3 separate regions of the Homo sapiens genome follow, and regions 2 and 3 are each linked to region 1. A link is a contact called in ENCODE Hi-C or POLR2A ChIA-PET data. All regions are on one chromosome and are shown on one strand. The core of a region is the stretch at or near the end of the contact, and the rest is flanking DNA. Distances in the headings are between cores, read along the strand shown.

Region 1 (4,630 bases), core at 1,381-3,880:
AGCAGAAACTGTCATGGATAAACACGTGTTAAAAGGAAAGCTACCCTATGAGAAAGCTGACAAGCATTTGCTGCTTGCCTGTTATTCTCTTTCGCCCCCACTAGACACAATGGGATTTTTTGCCACATTCGTATTCCAGAGCGATGAAATCCCTGCAAAGTTCAACATCAGGCCTGACTTAAGATCTTTGAGGCCTCCTGCTAACTTTATCCCCCTGCAGCTGCCTCACTAAGGCAAGCTTTTGATCTGTACTATCTGGATTTCAAGCTGATATACACACAGCCTCTTTGATCTCTTATTAAGTGGCTTCTGGTCTCCTGATGCCTTTAGTCTTGCTGCACTGAGGTTTTTGGAAGTCAGTCGTCATCCTGAGCACACTACAAACTGCACACACCAGGAGTGGGCTCCCTTCATTCACCCACTTTGCAGGCTTGAAAAGCAAAACTTAAGCCATGAGAGAATTTCCCCAGTAGCCACAATCAATCCACTCCATGAGCACACCACTAAGAATTATTTTTCAAATGAAGCAGCTTAAAATGATTTAAGGGATACAGAACTTTCCCATAGAGGGAAAGGAAGCAAATCCTCTGTGAAAAGAAATCTTCAGCCCAGTTGGCACTGGAACTTACAGTACTTTGATGTTAATAAAAATAAATGTGGATAGGAGTCAGGGATGGGCAAAAAGTAGCCTTTATCAGTTCCCCTAAGTTCCGTTAAGCAAAAAGTGACCTTTAAATGCAGCTGTGTGGTTTGTTCAACAGTAAGGCATATGATATATCTGCAAGACTACAGATACTGCCATTAGTAGCAGATTGACTGCATTTTGCTTAGTACCAATATCTTATATGGGTGACGTGGACCCAAAGAGCTCCCAAAAAAAAAAAAGGCAAGAGAAAAAAAAAACCTAGATGTCAGTGGCCATGTTATAAGATCCCTTGAGCATTAATGTGAAACTGTATAATAACTTATAGTACATGCCTATCCTTTATATTTTAGATTCTGGAAATAATATGGTTACATACCTGACTTTATAGTGTTACCACTCTATATACTATTAATGTGTTAAAATTATATCAATACCTATCAAATGCTAAATCCTACATTCTGTAAACTGATTAGCTAAGATGAACATGAAGACAGTAGGCTTGCACAGGCTATTGAAAACTATATACTGATATTAGCATTTACTCAAATTCTCAAATCTCTTGGTAAAAATTAAAGTCCTAATGCCCTCCCCCCAACCCCACCACTTTAAGCTAAATTCTCTAATAAACAAAAGTAAAACAAGATTAAAATTTGTGGAAGAAGAAATAAATAAATAAAATTAAGTGGAAGAAATAGAAATAGAGTTTGGGGCACTAATATCATAGTCTGAATATAAACACTTTATGCCCACTTAGCTACAAAGGCCAATAAATTAATTACCGCCATATATAAAGTTGAAACAAAATTGATAGTTATATATTGCTATCACTTAATCTGTCCACATCATAGAAAACCATTAGCAAATTCATGAATTACACACCTGCTTACACTATCTTCCATGAGAATTATCGGAATAAAGAAATAACTCTACATAAGAAAGGATCCATTTTAAGTGGTCTAAATATATTTGAGTCTCACAAACTTAAATGCAAGCTATTTGGTAAATATGTACCAAAATTTAAAAGATACAGTATGCTCTTCTGATGAGTAATTCCACTTCTAGGAATTTATCACCTACCTATTACAAGATTTATTCCCACCTTTTAACAAAAGAGTATCACAAAAATATCCACTAAAGCCTTACTTAAAATGCCCACCAACTGGGTACAGGAGGCTGATGAAATAAATTATTGTACATCAACAATAAAAATACTATGTAGTCATTAAAAAGAGGTAGCTCTATAAGTACCAAAATGAAAGAGCATATAATTTTAAGAAAAAAAATACAGAGCCTTTAAAGTGTGTATGATATAATCCATTTATATGTCAAAGTTTTTTTAAAATTAAATAAGTACTATTACTTATATAACCATGTATATATAAAATGTTTCTGGAAGGATGGACAAGAAAAACCAAGGTTTTTTACCTGGAAGAAGTAAGGGATTATGGTCAGAGGTAGATTTACTTGTCACAGGATATCTTTATACACCTTTGAATTTTTCTGCCATATGTATGTATTACCTATTTTTAAAACATTTTCAATGTGCTCAGAAAGTCATTCTGTTGTGCATAGGGTAAGGAAAAAGACAACTTAAAGACATACATGAAATGTATACAATCCCGTCCTACAACTTTTATAAATCTTTTAAAAAGAGAATTCTAACAGAGTTAATAGGCAGTCAAAACTACACACTAGATTTTTTGCACAAATACTAAGGCATACTATATTCAAGACTCAGTAACACTGCAATATTTTATATTTTGGTTTTATAACCCATTTCCTCTTTTAAGAAAAATTAATAACTGTCAATTTTTATAGGGAGAAATATTTCCACTATTCTTTTTAATGAGTCGCCATTTGACTTTGGTTTCGAGCAAATTTTTAAAGCATTACTAACAGTATTTACATATGAATCACCTCCCAATGGCTATGTTATTATGATTTCTATTTTTATCTCTCTCAGACTTTGAGAGAGATAAAAATAGTGTTTCAAAAATATCAGCTTTGGCAAAAATTGAGTCACTCAAGAGGGGAGAGGAATGAGGAATAGGATGTAGGAGGGAGGAGAATTATTGGTTAATAAATTTTATCTTCTAAATCACTGAAATTCAAAAAGTACCAAGGATGGCAATATCATGGCTAATGTTCAAAAATTAGCTAATGTCAAACATTTCCAGTGAATTATAATCATGAGGGGTTATTCAAAGTTCAACATAAATCAAAACACCAGAAAATATCTACTTGCCATGTTTAATTTATAAGGTCAACTGAAGGTAAAATCCATACAGTTCTAATTTTTTTTCAAGCTTTTTGGTAGAAATTAAAAATTACAGACTCTTGGACTACCTAATCATTGTTTCATTATTGAACATTAACCCACAACAAATTACTTGCACTAGTTTAGGATTCTTAAATTTGCAATGATGGTCTTCTGAAGCAATAAAACTAGCTCTTACACAATGCATATGAGCACACTATATTAATTTTTAATACCTGCTAAACTTTCATATAAGCATGAAAAATGAGAATACTATCTAGTAGCTTAGTTTTTAAGATATGAAATTTTTCACAAGCTGAAAAAACAGAAAGGTCTTCTGTAATAAGTTTACTGTATGGATGCCCTATAATAAAATGCACATGGAAATAGCACTCACAAAGGAAAGAGCAGTATAGTATGATGGTTAAAGGCATAGACCTGGTGGAGGAGTCGGCGGCAGAAGAAAAAGAAAGAAAAAAAAAGACCTGGGGCCCAACTGCTTCAGTTCTACCATATACTACCTGTATGAATTGGACTAATTACTTAAGTTTTCTGTGCCTCAGTTTCTTCACTTCTAAAATGACAACAATAAGAGTATCTCTTTCATATGGTTCATGTGAGGAATACATAGCCTAATACATGTAAAGCAATTAGAACATTACCTGGCACTCAGTAAACATTCAGTAAATGTTACCTAACATTGTTATTAATACTAGTGGGAGTATCAGTAATCTTCCACGGAGACCATAGTCTAAGGAATAAAGACATTACACATAAATACTAGGGAAAGAAGACAGAGATAACTAAGGTATAATATAAAAACCTCACCTACAAACTGGCAAGAAATTACAGTATAAAAACTTATAACCAAGTTTCTGAAGAGTTTTGTTGCTTAGAAACAGAGTACTCAGTCGGCCGGGCGCAGTGGCTCACGCCTGTAATCCCAGCACTTTGGGAGGCCAAGGCAGGTGGATCACGAGGTCAGGAGATCGAGACCATCCTGGCTAACACGGTGAAACCCCGTCTCTACTAAAAATACAAAAAAAAAAAAAAAAAAAAAATTAGCCAGGCGTGGTAGCAGGTGCCTGTAGTCCCAGCTACTCAGGAGGCTGAGGCAGGAGAATGGCGTGAACCCGGGAGGTGGAGCTTGCAGTGAGCTGAGATCGCGCCACTGCACTCCAGCCTGGGCGACTGAGCAAGACTCCATCTCAAAAAAAAAAAAGAAACAGAGTACTCAGTCAAGCCATCATATTCATGCTCTTGACAAATTACACGCATTGTTTGCCATGACACAATCCTATAAGGCATGACAATGGAGATCAGTGAATCTCCTAATACGGCACACATACAGAGTGGGATTTTAACTAGCCACTACATGAAGTGGCTAGGCGTATTTGAGACTAACAAATATTCTACCTCTGTTCAAATAATAGCCAACAAAGCTACTACCACTGTACCCTAAGAGCTAATAAAGAAACTTATAACCTAATCACATTTATTGTCTTCCCTGTTGCTTTCTCTTTTGTCTTTGACCCAATCTAATTTAAAATGTCTTTAATGAAATGAATTTTCACACTTTGTACTTTGGCCATATGACTCAGTTGTAGAACTGTGTATCAGACTCAGCTGATCATTTCACGTATAAAGGCATACCTCTTTTCTCTGCTCAGTTACACAACTTTCATCAATATTCTGAGTCACTGACCGGTCCAGAGAGCTACCCTATT
Region 2 (4,630 bases), core at 788-3,287, 750 kb after region 1:
GTAGGAAGTGAATTCTCAATCTGTCAACATGACCATCTGGTCTATCTGCATATCACGGCTTTCTCTATTACTATATGAAGGAATGGCAATCACGAAGCCAAAATAAAACTAAAATGCACCTGAATGGGAGTAGCTCTCTTTTGGCTGAAATGGAATAATATGAGGTACAGCAGAACAAAACTAGCAAGAATCTAAATAATTTGAAATGAGCATTCATGTCAGCATAATTAAGTGAACAATATGGTACAGGTAATGTGGTAATCAGTAATACTGTTGAGTAGGTTTATAGGACAGGTATCAGGCTTCCGAGACACTGAAACAGCTCCTTCAGTGATTGAAAGGATCTTTGCTATTCCTGATGCAAGCAAAATTAAGTAAAGGTAATAATGGTAGCAGCATGGAAGCAATCAGTAACTACTGCACTAAAAGATTACCGTGCAAAAGTGTTCTCTTTCTACCTTAAAACTAACAAGTACTCATACTGCTGCCATTAGGACAACAGCAACTTGCTTTGTCACTGGCTAATTAACAATTAAAGCAATTACCTGACAAATTGTGGTCACTTATTAATCTTTCAAACTGAATTTTAAGACTGCTAAAAATACTTCTAATGTTAGAAAATTCCTCATCTGCAAAAAGTGAAGATGGCTCACTGTGATTTAGCTTTTAGGCCTAATGTCACTTGAAAATTAGCAAAGGCCTTAGTTGAATTAAACATAAATTAATTTGTTTAATTTTAGATTTTAAATGTCCCCACACAGCTGCCTCCAAGCTTTTATTCTACCCCATGGCAGGTAATAATATCAAATATAAATTGTGAAACTGTCATTCTATGGCCTAAAAATAGCAACCTGCCTCTATCCAAGAAATGAGTCCTTAAAAAGTATAACCTTTCACAAAATCTAACTAATTTGACTGAGAATCTTTCTAGAATCTGATTACATTACCAGAAGTTTATACAGAAGTGGTTAAAAAAAAAAAAACAACAACTCTCCAGAAACTTCTCGGTTGAGTGCCTACTAATGAACAAAGGTTAACTTTATCTAAAAGGTCAAATGCCTGGTGGCTAAGGTTATGACCTTAACAACTTAAATTGTGACCTTGCCACGTGCCGGGTATATTGTAGATTCTGATACAGATCATCTGGTAAAGACTGGTCATAAATTAGCTTTACTGTTACACACCCACAAAGAAAACCATTTGCCACAATACCATAGTATCCCCAAGTTGTCATATGATACATGGGAAGGACAACTCAAATTGAGACCAAATTAAGGGCATAAAATGGTTTTGTTCTTTTAACAAGATGAAATTCTCAGGCTTATGAAATCACTCCAATTTCATTACACTTGTTACTGCTTATCAGCCACAAAATTCACAGTTCTAATGCCACTGGATTTAGAGGGAAAAAACTGGAATGTAGTTTATGTATTATATTTTAGCATGTCAATAAGTCTTAGAATAAATCACCTCCGCTTTAAAAAAAAAAAGATTGATTCTGCATTTGCTTCTAGTATTCTCACGTATGTTCTGAGATTTCAACTTCCTACCAAAGAAAGGTGGACACATAAAGCAAGAATTATTACACACAAATTTCAGAAGGAAAAGAAGATCTAATTTCTATGACCATCTAGGGGGAAAAAAAGGCATTCTGGAAAGGAAAAAAATATAACAATTTAAAAGAAAGAGCGAGAAAAAACGCATTATAGGTGAAAAGGCCACAATGGTTTTGGCATGTATCTTGAAGCACGTTTCAGAGTCTCTGCCTCCTGCCAATACTGGCAAGTTCTCAAAACTTTTAAGGAGGTAAAAACATTGTTTAGTGTTTACAAATCTTCAGTATTATAACAGATGCTTGTCAAATCAGTTGTATGTAAGTTGACCGATCTACCTCATATTTGTATTGGCAGCTTCCCTTCCACAAATAACAGGTCTCTGAATCTCTTAAATCAAATTTGAAATATTTTCAGACAAAAGACCCTTAATATTTTCTTTTACAGTCTTCCTGTTGCGCGCACAGAGAAGCAGCCATTACTGCGGTCCCGTGAAAACCAATGGCCAAACATTTGGCTGGCATTCAGGCATAACAAGGGATTCTGGGATACATCAGGAAAACCAAACCGAAGAGTAGTCTGATCTATGCTGCTGTCAATAAATCTTTCATAAGCAATAAGGATGCTAACTCTCCTAAGTAACCTTCTAAATGTCATTTTACCAACATAACCCCTTCAGGCATTGCAACAACCAACAACTGTGTTAGTTCAAGGATTGGGAGCAATAGCACAGTAACAAACCAACGACGAAAAAGAAGGCACGTAATGAGAACAGCGAAAAGATTGCATTTCTTTAAATAACAGAGAAATGTTTAAGACGAAAACTTAGAATGGACACTGCTTACACCGACAAAAACTTCACAGGTATTTCATTTTGATGTTATCTTATATGGAAGCACACATCATGATCTGCATCACCTGTTGGCACTTTCAAGTTTCGATGTTGGTCATCTATTCGGGATAATTTATAGGTTATATTTTTCTAAATATCTAAAAGGTAAAAACAAGATTTTAAAGAGTGCTTCTTGAAAGCACCTGTAACACCTATACTTTTTTTGCGTTTTGCTGTGCTTAACATATGCAGACACATTTTTTAAAAATTTTAACTTTACTTTTTCAGTAAACAAAACAAATGAACAACAACAGGGTTAAGAGTGGGTTAAAAAAGGGCTACTTATTCCTGCTTAGAGGTCACTTGAGAGGTGCTGACTTTTCATTCTTGCTACCCAGAATTGGCTAAAGCAAAAGGCAATTCTTATAATTAAGTATACATTTTTGAAAACCCAAATATTTGAAACACTTACAGCTCACATCCTCTAAAATACTCATCTATCCCCTGCCAACAGAATGCAAATGATGATGTGACATGCTTGCAAAGCTAATTTCTCCAGTTTCTTATGTAAGGGCAGATGGATAACAAAAGTTCTCTTTCTAAAACATATATTGAGAAAAATAATAGAGAACAGGCTATCAGCTGGCTTCTTTAAAAACTCACTAACATTTTTAGAATTAAAAATGTTTTGAAGAAAAGTGCAGTGTTTTTACAGGTAACATCTCTCCTTTGTAAAAAAAAAAAAAAAAAAAGAAAAAAAAACGTTAAATATTTGAACCCCAAAACAACCTACTGGTAGGATTCCACAACCCTCTTTCTTCCATCTGGCTCAAGTAACTGCCATGAAGGTAATCTAGCAAGACCGATATGTACATATATAAAGTCAACAAGTTACACAAGACCTGAGCGTTCACATAGCACAATGAGCCTTTTGTCTAAAACAAGACGAAAGGAACAAAGTAAAAATGCATTATTTTATCCAGTCCTCAATAGTTTTATCCTGCATGCTATTCTAAACACTGAAACATGCACAGGTAAGACATGCCTTGAAAAAACAGAAAAAAAATTTAAGATTTTACAATCAAAGCAACTCACTACATCAATTATCAATAGCAATTTTTCAATGTGTTCATGCAATATACAGGTTGGTTATTTTTAATATTAACCTCTCCATCAATTACTGAAAGAGCTGGTTTGTTTCCCTTAGCTATCTGAGACAACACTAAGAATTCCTAAATACAAAGCTACTAAGTCTGCGTATTAATGTGATTATTTTTCCTTCCTAAATGATCAGCAATTTGATAGTAATCTACCTCCAACTTCTTAATTGGCAAGGGGTTCAAGAGGCCTCAGTAGGTTAAAAACACTCCCAGCAGAAAACCAACTAAAAATATTGCCTCAATACCAAAATAAATGCTTTTAAACTAGATCATTTGTCAGTTAAAATATACTCTTTATTAAAAGGGTTTTCACGAGGCTTCTCTCATCCCCTCATCAAAAAATGTGATTTAAACATATCACATATCTGATTACCAACGCCTCTGAAAACACTACTTACCAAAAGAGCTGAACTTAGTGAGAATTCGCTCAAAGCTATGCTTTTTCACCTGAATGAAGGTGGCACCTCTCTCAATCTTTGAAACCACACTGGCTTCATGTACGTGGCCTGCAACTTGGGGAGCTCAGGAAGAATCCGGCATAACGCGGAGGCCATCAGGAAAGAAACACACACAAGAAAGTGGGAGGAATTCTCACCATCGCACTTACCTGCTGCATGCACAAAGTATGCCAAATATAAATCGAGTTCCTTAACAGAAACCCCTATGTGATGGGGTTGGACACAGAGCCCTGGATTAGAGCATTGTGGGGACTTTACAAGGCGCTCGCCATCAGTACTTTCCAGCGGAATACCTTTAAACAAAATCACCATAACAAGGTCCAACCTCCAGACTTTATCTGCCTGGCGGAGGCAGTCAATTCTTCGCATCTTGCCTTTCTGGTCTGGGTTGGAAAGAACACAACATGGAGGTTTTTTCCCTGTAACTGTAAGAACAAAATCCTCTCGATATTCGGGTCGGATATCTTTCCGCAACTTTGCCAGAAGTCGAGATGCCCACTTCTGCTTGACCTCTGGTTTTTCACTTAGCAATTCATCCTTCACGGCTCTCTCTTCTTCTTTTGACATACGCTTTTCATGTTTTTTGAAGTATTTTCGTTTTCGGGCCTGCAGGTTGAACCATGTGTA
Region 3 (4,630 bases), core at 667-3,166, 660 kb after region 1:
CGGATGGCTCACAGCTCTGTCTTCTCCCAACCAGTGTGCTCCACCGACTCTCAATGGAGCACTGAAAACATTCGTTTAACAATGTATTTTATAATACAATTCTTATGAGTATAGGTAATAAAATGTAGGATTGAGTAAAATTTAAGGTAAATGAAATATTTTGGAGTATTCTAACTTGCCCAACATTTTATTCCCAATGTGATTAGGAAAAGTGCAAAAGGTAGAAAAGAAGGTAGTAAACGTAGTTTGCATCCTTGTGGGACTGACATCATAGTGCAAAAGATAAATAAATAAAATGAGTAATCAAATAAATTAACAAGAGCATTTCAGACTGTTATTAGTATTATGGAAAATATAAACAGGAAGGACAATTTTAGACAGAACACTCTTTTACAGGGCTATTATTCGAACTGAAAGAACTGAAAGGTAAGAATAAGCCAGCCACAAAAGGAGCTGGGAAAAATGCATTCTAAGCAGACAAGTAGCAAATGGGATGGCAGGTTCTGAAAACTGAAAGGAAACCAGTATGGCTGGAGCATCTAAGGAGTCACGGTTAAAAAAAAAAAAAAAAAAAAAGTGGGGTTAGAAAGGTAGATACAGAAGCCAGACAGATCATGCAGTGTCTTTGCAGGCCAATGCAACAAGTTTGGATTTTATTCTAGATGCATAAGAAAACATTGGAGGTTCTTACGCAGAAGAGTGATATAAACTAACTAACTTCTTTGAAATACCACTCTGGCTATGGTGTGAAGGAACAAGAATGGAAAAAGAGGGAATACTCAGGATTACCCAAGTAGTCTGGGTAAGGATGATGGTGGCTTCAACTGGAGATATTCCCCTTTTTTTCCTTTTGATTGACAAATTTCCACATAAAAACTAGAAATGCATTTTATACTTATTCCAGTTGTTTATTCAAATTCAATTTCTTTAGGGCTCAGAAGACTACTACCTATCTTCTTTAACGTCTTCATTATACATATGTGGAAACAGGTATAGTGGGCTTACATAACTTGCTAATGTCACAAGAGTAATTAACAGGAAGATTTGACTCACTTAACACATGTCAGGGTGCAAAGATAAAGCATGTAAGTTTAAAAAGTTTTCTGTTACCCCCCAAAAGCCTGCCAAATTTTCATATTTGGAATTTGCAGCTATCCTTAGACATTAAAACCTTTTAAAAGTGTTTAAATCTCACATTAGTTCTCATATTAACGTTAAGCAGTCCAGCATTCTGCTCAGACACAGAGATGGAACTTTCAGGGTTAAAAGAATGTAAGTCAAGTCAGAGAACTGTGTGTTATGTCTGGGAAAAGTTCATAGAAGTAACTTTAAACTCCTCTGTTTTCTTTCAGTTCCTTCCTTCGTGTTCATGTGCAAATTATACCTTACTCTCCAGGTTGCATTTTACCATTTTCCTCTCGTTTCTCTAAGAAAGCTCCCCAAAGTGACAATGCTTTTTTAAAAGGGGCCAGTATGAAGTTCCTCTGAGTTCCTGCTCTCTTGGAGCACGGCTCCTATCACACAATAATGTGTTATTTTGTTGAATTTTGGCATCCTTCTAGCTTGTTTGGTCAGAAGCCAAAAAATTAGAGTGTGTCGGTCCACCAGTTTCTCAGCAGAGAAGCTCTCTTCTCACCCAGCGAGTGTGCTGTACCCTTGGCCTCTGGCCAAGAAGGGAAATCCATTTTACATAAAGAATGCACAAAGCTCAAGTGCTCAGAGACTTTTTACCTACTAAAATAACTTTATGGACAAATGCCAGTCTGCTAGACACATTCAGCAAGAACATTTGGCATGCAAAACAAGGTAAAGTACTCTGTGGAGGTAGCAAGTTTTTTAGAAACAAGGAAATGGCTGTGCGTGCCCTCGTGGCATGTCACGTGGCTTGGCACTGCCGGCTGATTGGCTGCGGCCGAGTAAATACAGCCGCCATGTAAGGAGCGGAACGTCGCCCTTCACTGGCTCCTTAAAATGGCGGCCTGAACCCACACCAGGAGAAGCAAGCCGAGTCCCATTCTCAGTTTCCCCTCTGAAGTTTTTTGTTTTTTGTTTTGTTTTGTTTTTTTGGGTTTTTTTTTTTTTTTTTGGTTTTTTTTCCCCCCCCCATAAACCTTACGGATCTGAGTAGAAACAGATTTCTCACAACTTGCTTCTCCGGCTCAATTTCACAGTTCGGCATACACTCAGGCACTGTCAAAAGCTTGACAATGTTCCAGGGAAAATATTAACCGTAAACTTTCCAAGAGGAATTAAAGGAGCAGGCAGAAATGTCAGGACGTCCTCTCTTTTGAAAGCACATCCCAAGTTTGCGCACGTGTACGTTTTGGAGAGAAGCACATGCAGCAAGCTCAAATGACATCCAGTATGGTCCCACTTTACCATGTCACGGTGGAAAGGGAAGGGGAAAAAAAGGACATATCCTCTTTGGCTAAAAGGCACGGAGGTCTCTCCCTCTCCCTCTCAGGCCTGACCAGTTGAACACTGCACACTCTGATGTATAAATATTTGCCTCTGGCTAAAGTTCAAGCAGCCCTGTGTGGCTGCCAGACACAACAGAAAACCAACATCCAAGGGAAAGTGTTTACTGCAGTGGGGGCCAAAGGAGCAAGTGCCAGCAAAAGATCACATCTGATTGGCCAGGCATGTCTGTGGTGTTACCATAAAGCACCTGGCCACTGGCCACTGGTCGCTGGGGTGTTCCCACCCTTTTAGTGATGGTTATGTTCTTTAATGCACAGCCTTGCCACAGTTAACGCAAGACGAAAAGACATCCTGATGGTTTATCGGTGTTCCTCCAGAGCAAGGGGCTTGAATGAGCCAAACCACCCTGCCACCACTACTGCAAAACAAGCATTTGCTCCTTGAAACTACCTAGATAAGACCTGTGACCTTTCTGCATGGCTCCCACCTTCTGACGTGCACGCCTCCTACAAACCTCCCAATTCCCATCCCTAGGTATTCTATAATTCTGTAGTCCATAATTCTATAATTTAAGCATCTCTGAAATTCCTGCAGTAAAAGAAATTAAAAGAAACCTCTGATAGGTGGCTGCAACAAAATATTTTAAAGTAATGGATCCTCCCAAGTCTCCCTCCAAGAACCAAAATATACACTGTGCCATTTTACCAGTACTATAGTACTGAAACAGGTAGAAATAAGAGAAGCTGCCCATCAAAAGATTACGATCTCTAATTAGGATAAAGGAAGTAAATGAAAACAGGTCTTGAAAAAAATCTTTTTGGAAAACTTGCAAGTATAGTTAATGCTAAGCATGTAGCTGTCAGGGCAAAGCCTTTTCATGGTTTTCAATATTCGGGGAAAAGGTTGACTACAATCATAAGTAATAATATTTTTAAATCACTGTCATTCATATAACATTTCTATCTTCATAAACAATAATTAAACTTTTCCCTAATGCTGCAAATGAAATGTCTCTTTTTGGCTGAACCAAAAAGCTATACAGAAAACTGGACAAAAACTTCGGGGAATATGAAGAGAAGAACTTATTTTAAGTAATTTTTTTGATATTATGGAACAATAACTTAGGTAAAGCAAGCCAAACTGTTATGATTTCATCTGTTTCAAATAAAATACACATTTGTTTAACGGAAACATTTGCTGTTTGTTGAAAATAAAGATTTTACGTCCCTACACAAATTACAGTTCTAACTTTGAAAATTCTTCAAGGTCCTGAATCTTGATTAATCTTAGGCTTAAGGATATTTCTAAAGTTGAATTTGTTGCAAAGCTAAAATCATGCATCAATTTCATTTTCAATTGTTTCTGAAACTTTTAACAACTTCATTGGTTTTGTCTAATCTAACTCTTAACCAAACATGCCACTAAGTTTGATCTGTGTTCGACCTTAGAAGCCTAGGACTTATAGTATCAAGTCCAGCTTCCAAGAGATCCCAGTGAATCATGTGCAAGGGGATCACAGAGGAATGTTCTGTTCCCAGCTGTGAACAAGACAGAATTAACTCTAAGATGCTTCCTCCTGCTGCCCTGGTGGACAGAAAGGTCAAGATGGTTAGCTCATGTAGTCACAGTATGAACCGTCAAAACAACATGTATGTTAAAAATAGACTGCAGGCAACCAAAATACAAATACAGAAAGAATTTAAAGTAAAAATAGTTTTTATATATTTAAATTTCAGCTTCAAGTATTTTCAAAGACTGTAACCTAAAACCAAGGAGAAAAAGGACAAAGCAATAATTTTCCCAAGTGCATTCACTTAACAAACTTTGAGTCTTAAATTTTAAAAAGCAACCATTCTGACCCATATATGACACTTTTCTTAGGAAATTCCTTGGATTCACAAGTAATTCATTGGGAATTAAAGCACAAGAGGCACATTTACCACTTTTATTTGTTTATATTTTGATAACTGCATTTTTCTCAGCCCAATTTCTATGGAAATAAAAATACTATTTACTATCACAGGAATTTCTTTATGTATCAGTAGGGAATAGAGTTGAAATATTATGAGGTGGTTTTTTTAATGCAATGAAATTATCAAGACATTCCACAGTGCTATGATACATCAGTTCTATCACAGCCATGTAGAAAACCAGGGGTAACTGCTGTTTTATATGTAAGTAGATACTTAACACTTATCACCAAGCAGCA

What was found. Hi-C counts contacts between places; a loop is a spot of excess contacts on that map. ChIA-PET counts read pairs that join two places held with the same protein, here RNA polymerase II (POLR2A). Pooled maps may share reads with other maps.
Region 2: a loop to region 1 is called in a pooled map, with 2.9 times the contacts of the local background. The contact joins two enhancer-like sites. A Hi-C loop is called at or near these places in 2 of 168 maps with a recorded cell type or tissue (K562 and endothelial cell of umbilical vein) and 5 of 50 pooled maps. POLR2A ChIA-PET finds 5 or more read pairs at or near these places in 3 of 52 experiments (AG04450, CD8-positive, alpha-beta memory T cell and naive thymus-derived CD8-positive, alpha-beta T cell).
Region 3: a loop to region 1 is called in a map of chondrocyte, with 2.5 times the contacts of the local background. The contact joins two enhancer-like sites. A Hi-C loop is called at or near these places in 1 of 168 maps with a recorded cell type or tissue (chondrocyte) and 3 of 50 pooled maps. POLR2A ChIA-PET finds 5 or more read pairs at or near these places in 1 of 52 experiments (activated CD4-positive, alpha-beta T cell).

The regions. Positions count from the first base shown.
Region 1 is chr1:61,837,856-61,842,485 of GRCh38, reverse strand. All of the region lies in intron 17 of PATJ (PATJ crumbs cell polarity complex component), which reads right to left. Among named protein-coding and RNA genes, the nearest start is that of MIR12132, 5.9 kb to the left of the region's middle. Within about 2 kb of position 2,630, at least 3 of the 41 ENCODE cell types and tissues checked have a DNase peak (open chromatin) inside an H3K27ac peak, as active enhancers do.
Region 2 is chr1:61,088,203-61,092,832 of GRCh38, reverse strand. It overlaps NFIA (nuclear factor I A), which reads right to left. Exons shown (of 11, transcript NM_001134673.4): 2 at 4,153-4,630. Among named protein-coding and RNA genes, the nearest start is that of NFIA, 8.0 kb to the right of the region's middle. Within about 2 kb of position 2,037, at least 3 of the 41 ENCODE cell types and tissues checked have a DNase peak (open chromatin) inside an H3K27ac peak, as active enhancers do.
Region 3 is chr1:61,181,582-61,186,211 of GRCh38, reverse strand. The region is part of intron 2 of NFIA (nuclear factor I A); the gene reads right to left. Among named protein-coding and RNA genes, the nearest start is that of NFIA-AS1, 70 kb to the left of the region's middle. Within about 2 kb of position 1,916, at least 29 of the 41 ENCODE cell types and tissues checked have a DNase peak (open chromatin) inside an H3K27ac peak, as active enhancers do.